2 separate regions of the Homo sapiens genome follow, and region 1 is linked to region 2. Evidence: chromatin contacts called from ENCODE Hi-C or POLR2A ChIA-PET data. All regions are on one chromosome and are shown on one strand. Each heading gives the region's core, a stretch centred on a gene start or an enhancer-like site at or near the end of the contact. The rest is flanking DNA. Distances are from core to core; before and after follow the strand shown.

Region 1 (2,700 bases), core at 35-2,534, 430 kb before region 2:
GAGGCTGTGGTCATCTCAAGGATCAACTGGGGAAGCATTTACTTCTAGTCTCACCCACATCATTGTTGCAAGATTCAGCTCGTTGATGCATTGTTGGACTGAGGCCTCACTTGCTGGTTGGCTGTTGGCCCAAGGCTGCCCTCGGTTCCTTGCCTTGTGGGCCTCTCCATAGGGCAGTGTACTGTGTGGGAGCTGTGCGTTCCAGAGAGAGTGCACAGACGAGGGAAATCCATCTTTTAGAATGTAATCTTGAAAGTCACACTCCTCACTTCTATTGTATTCTTATTTTTCCCAAGGTATTTGTTAATTGCTTATTTATAATATTAAGAGAAATGATTTCTTAGCCTCCATCTTCATATTTCTTAGTTCGAGAACACAGATCAGTGACAAACTTCTGTGTAATTCAACCTAAATAATTCCTTCCTTCCTTCCTTTTTTTTTGAGATGGAGTCTCACTGTGTCACTCAGGGTAGAGTGCAGTGGTGTGATCTCGGCTCACTTCAATCTCTGCCTCCCGGGTTCAAGCAATTCTCATGCCTCAGCCTCTGGAATAGCTGGGACTATAGGTGCGTGCCAACACGCCTGGCTGATTTTTTTTCTTTTTTTTTGAGACGGAGTCTCGCTCTGTCGCCCAGGCTGGAGTGCAGTGGCGCGATCTTGGCTCACTGCCAGCTCCGCCTCCCTGGTTCACGCCATTCTCCTGCCTCAGCCTCCTGAGTAGCTGGGACTACAGGCGCCCGCCAGCACACCTGGCTAATTTTTTTAATACTTTTAGTAGAGACGGGGTTTCACTGTGTTAGCCAGGATGGTCTTGATCTCCTGACCTCATGATCCACCCACCTCGGCCTCCCAAAGTGCTGGGATTACAGGTGTGAGCCACTACACCTGGCTGATTTTTGTATTTTTATGAGGCAGAGTCTCACTCTGTCACCCAGGCTGGAGTGCAATAGCACAATCTTGGCTCACTGCAACCTCTGCCTCCTGGTCTAAGCAATTCTCCTGCCTCAGCCTCCAGAGTAGTTGGGATTACAGGTGCCCACAACCGTGCCCAGCTAATTTTTGTATTTTTAGTATAGACTGGGTTTTGTCATGTTGGCCAAGCTGATCTTGAACTCCTGACCTCAGGTTATCTACCTGCCTCAGCCTCCCAAAGTGCTGGGATTACAGGCATGAGCGATAGTGCCCGGCCTGTTAATGGTTTCTTTTTGTTTTGTTTTTTTGGAAACAGTCTCCCTCTGTCGCCCAGGCTGGAGTGCAGCAGTGACGCAATCTCTGCTCACTGCGACCTCTGCTGCTGGGATTTAAGTGATTCTCCTGCCTCGGTAGCCAAGACTACAGGCGCACAGCACCATACTGGCTAATTTTTTTTATTTTTATTTTTATTTTTTGAGACAGAGTCTCATTCTGTCGCCCTGGCTGGAGTGCAGTGTCGCAATCTCTGCTCACTGCAACCTCCGCCTCCCGGATTCAAGTGATTTTCCTGCCTCAGCCTCCTGATTAGCTGAGATTACAGGCGCTCGCCACCATGCCTGGCTAATTTTTGTATTTGTAGTAGAGATGGGGTTTCGCCATGTTGGCCAGGCTGGTCTTGAACTCCTGACCTCAGGTGATCTGCCTGCCTCAGCCTCCCAAAGTGCTGGGATTACAAGTGTGAGCCACCACGCCCAGCCCTGTTATTTATTTATTTATCTATATAGTGACGGAGTCTCGCTCTGTCGCCCGGGCTGGAGTGCACTTGTGCGATCTTGGCTCACTGCAACCTCTGCCTCCTGGATTCTAGCAATTCTCCTGCTTCTGCCTCCTGAGTAGCTGGGACTACAGGCACATGCCGCCACACCCGGCTAATTTTTCGTATTTTATTAGAGACGGTGTTTCACCATGTTGCCCAGGCTGGTCACAAACTCCTGAGCTCAGGCAATCCACCCGCCTTGGCCTCCCAAAACTCTGGGATTACAGGCATGAGCTACAGCGCCTGGCCCCTGTTAATAGATTTTAATGGTTCTGTTTGCTAGTGTTAGGATTTTTGTATTCATTAGTGGGGTTGGACTGTAGTGTGTGTGTGTGTGTGTGTGTGTGTGTGTGTGTGTGTGTGCCATCTTTGGTCAGGTGTCATTGATGATTTTTTTGTTCCATAGAAAGAATTTAGAATTTTTTCTTTTCTGTGCTGTGGAACAATTGAATAGTATTGGAATACCCACTCTGCCTGTCTAGTAGAAGTCCTTGTGATTGTCAGTGCTTGGTGCTTGTGGAGGGTAGCTCTTTGACACGTTTCCTTTTTTTTTTTGAGATGGAGTCTCGCTCTGTCACCCAGGCTGGAGTGCAGTAGTGTGATTATGGCTCACTGCAACCTCTGCCTCCTGAGTTCAAGCGAATCTCCTGCCTCAGCTTCCCGAGTAGCTGGGATTACAGGCACGCACTACTACGCCTGGCTAATTTTTGTATTTTCAGTAGAGACAGGATTTCGCCATGTTGACCAGGCTGGTCTTGAACTCCTGACTTCAGGCGATCTGCCTGTCTCAGCCTCCCAAAGTGCTGGGATTACAGGTGTGAGCCACTGTGCCTGGCCTGGCAACCTTTTCTTTTTCCTTATGGAAATTATTCTGTTTAGGTTGATCATTCTTTTAGTTTCCTATGTTCTTCTAAAAGACTATGCAAATACTATGCTTAACGTTTATTTCTGTGTCTTTGGTTTTAAGAGTA
Region 2 (2,700 bases), core at 135-2,634:
AGGAGAGTCACTGGGACTGCCCAGGAAGGAGGGGCTGGACGTTCCTAGACGGCCGGTGGCTGTGGGTCATGGCTGGGAGCTCTGCCTCTTCTCTCAGAGCCATAGACAGCCCGGCTGGGGTGGCGTTCACCGCCGCACCCGCGAGCGGCCGTCAGAAATCTACCGGGGCAGCCCGGAGTGGAGGCAGAAGCCCCGCCCCAGCCCGCCCCACAGCCTCAGGAGGCAGCACAGGCACTCCGGACGGGGTGGGCCGGGGAGCTCGCCGGGACCGTCCAGAGTTAGGGCTCCTTCCGCCCCTGGCTCCAGCAGCTCCAGCAAGCTGAGCTGAGGCGGCGCGCAGCCGTCCAACCCGAGCGCACCGGGTCCGGTCCGAGCGCTTACCTCTGCGCCGCGGTGCTGGCGTCCAGGATGCCCGCGCCCTGCATCCAGGAGCGCACTGAGCCCAGGCCGGCGGGCAGCAGCGGCTCCTCCTTCAGGTTCAGCCCGCTGCGGGGCAGAGCGTCCTGCGCAGGGAACATGAGGGCGCGCGGTGAGTGAGCGCCCCCGCCGCCCCGGATCCGGTCCCGCTGAGGCTGCGGGCGTCTAGCTCAGCCCGACCCGACGGCACCAGGCGCCTCCAGCAGCGCAGCGCCGAGTCCGGGTGGCTCAGTGCGCGCTCGCCTCTTGGGCGCTCCCTCGGAGAAAGCGGGTCCGCGGGCGCCGGCGCTGTCCCCTCCCCTCCTGGGGCGCTGGGCGGGGAGATGGAGGGATTCCCCCGCGGCCTGAGCGCTGGCGGGCGGACTGCGAGCGGGGCGGGGAGGGCGGGGAGCGGAGCCCGCACCCGGTCCGCGCGGAGGCGCCCCAGAGGCGCGCTCTGGCGGCTGCCCGGGGCCGCGGTCGTCGGAGGGGGGGCCCGAGCGCCCCGGGAGCTGCCTCGGGCAAGGCGGGGGCGCGGGGCCGCCCGCCCTTTCCCCCTCGCCGCCCCCACCTCCCGCCCGCCCGCCCGCCCGCGGCGCCAGCGCGGGGCGCTGATTACCATCCGGGAGGCGGAGGCTGCGGGCGCGGAGCTCGGCGGCGGCGGCGACAGTGGCGGCAGCGGCGGCAGGAGCAGCAGCAGCCGCGCGTCCCGGGGAAAGGCTGGGGCCGCGCCGGGCCAGCAGACGCCGCCGCCGCCAGCGCCAGCGCCCCGCGTGCCCCGGCGTCCCGGCCCTGCCGTAGCCCCGGGCGGCAGCACCTGGAGCAGCAGCAGCAGCAGCCCGGCCGACTCCCCCCGGGGCCCGGTTCCCGCGCCGCCCCGCCGCGGCCGCCGCCGCCCGCCGCTCCCCGGGGCCTGGCCTCGGGCCCGGGCCATCCCGCCGCCGCCGCCGCCGCCGCCGCCGCTCCCGGGGGAGCGGTAGCCGAAGGGAGGGAGCGCAGGCGGGAGGAGGGATGTCGGGAGCGGGCGGGCCCAGGGGACGGGGGCCCGGGGGAGGCGGGGGCGGGGCGGCGCGGCCGGCCGAGGGGCGGCCGGGGACGTGACATCATCGGGGGAGGAGCGGCCGGGCCCGGGCCGCGGCGGCGGGGCGGACCCTGGCGAGTCGGTCGCCTGGGCTGGGGGCTGCGGCCTGGTCGAGGCCGCGGGAGGGAACGGAAGAGCCCGGCGGGGGCCACGGAAACCCGCGCAGGGAGGATCCGGGGCCGCGCGGCGAGGGAGCCCGGCCCGAGCGGGAGGTGCGCGCCCCGCTGCGCTCGGGAACCTCCGCGGCCTCCCCGTCGCCGCCGGACGAAGCCCCGGCGTCTTCGCGGCCTCATCTCCCTCCCCCGGCACCCGCCGTACTCTCCGCGCCCGACGCCTTGTGCCTGGACTTGCTGCTCATTTTGACGCCTCCGAGCTTTCGCTCTTGACGTCTTTCTCCCGCGTGACTGTACTCCCGCATTTCCCCGGCGACCCTGACCTCACTTTCACCCCAGCTAAGGACTGAAACGTCCCTGCCGTAGGCTGCGGCCCCAGACAAGCTGGGCGAGGTCCCTGCATCCAACCATCCCGATTCCTGATGCTGGGTTACCTAAGCCTAAAGCATTTTCAGTTTCCATCTGTGCCTTTCAGGAACCTCCTGATTTCTGATTGCGAGTTGGACAGGTAGGCTCAGAGCCCAGCTCACCTCCTGTTTCTCCCCAGCCGCGTCCCGTCTCAGATCCCATTCCTTTTTTTTTATTAGTTCCTGGCACAGAAGTCGTCTGGCCCTTGACCGTGGGGCAGAGACATTTCTGCCCCTCTCCCCACGTTGTCCTGGCCAGGCTTCGAGCAAGCCCAGACTGAGTCCAGCACTTTCCTGCAGAACAGCATGGGGGCCACCTGCCCTGCCTGCCATGTTCACGCTCAGACACCCCTGCAATAACACCTTCCTGCTCCAACTCACTCCCATCCTCTTCTGGGGGGCCTCCAAGTGTGAGTTAGCGTTCTGTCACACATTGGCCCAGATGAGGCGTCCTGGGGGCACTGCTGGTTCTCCTGCCATCACAGAGGCCCTCTCACCTCCTTTCCTGGTCTCTTTACCACCCCTTCTCTCTATGCCTCTCCCCATCACCCACAGGGGGCTGCCATTCCCACCAGGACTCCTTCAGGTCTCAGCTTTTACCCTAGGTGGGATTATCAAACATGGGTTTCTCCTTAAGACAATTCTTAAGCCAGTCTCTTTCTCCATCTCCTGATCTGCCTCTCTAAATCTTGCTTCTCACAGT

Evidence for each region. Hi-C counts contacts between places; a loop is a spot of excess contacts on that map. ChIA-PET counts read pairs that join two places held with the same protein, here RNA polymerase II (POLR2A). Pooled maps may share reads with other maps.
Region 1: a map of CD4-positive, alpha-beta memory T cell shows a loop between it and region 2 (4-fold over the local background). The contact joins the enhancer-like site here to the promoter of EBF4 in region 2. A Hi-C loop is called at or near these places in 1 of 168 maps with a recorded cell type or tissue (CD4-positive, alpha-beta memory T cell) and 7 of 50 pooled maps. POLR2A ChIA-PET finds 5 or more read pairs at or near these places in 1 of 52 experiments (naive thymus-derived CD4-positive, alpha-beta T cell).

The regions. Positions count from the first base shown.
Region 1 is chr20:3,116,680-3,119,379 of GRCh38, reverse strand. The region is part of intron 3 of UBOX5 (U-box domain containing 5); the gene reads left to right. The region is part of intron 5 of UBOX5-AS1 (UBOX5 antisense RNA 1); the gene reads right to left. Among named protein-coding and RNA genes, the nearest start is that of UBOX5-AS1, 11 kb to the right of the region's middle. Within about 2 kb of position 1,284, at least 8 of the 41 ENCODE cell types and tissues checked have a DNase peak (open chromatin) inside an H3K27ac peak, as active enhancers do.
Region 2 is chr20:2,691,464-2,694,163 of GRCh38, reverse strand. It overlaps EBF4 (EBF family member 4), which reads right to left and starts at 1,384. Exons shown (of 17, transcript NM_001395167.1): 1 at 382-1,384. The coding sequence starts at 518. It overlaps LOC105372507 (a long non-coding RNA gene), which reads left to right and starts at 1,544. Exons shown (of 3, transcript XR_937210.3): 1 at 1,544-2,098; 2 at 2,700. RefSeq lists an enhancer at 1-213.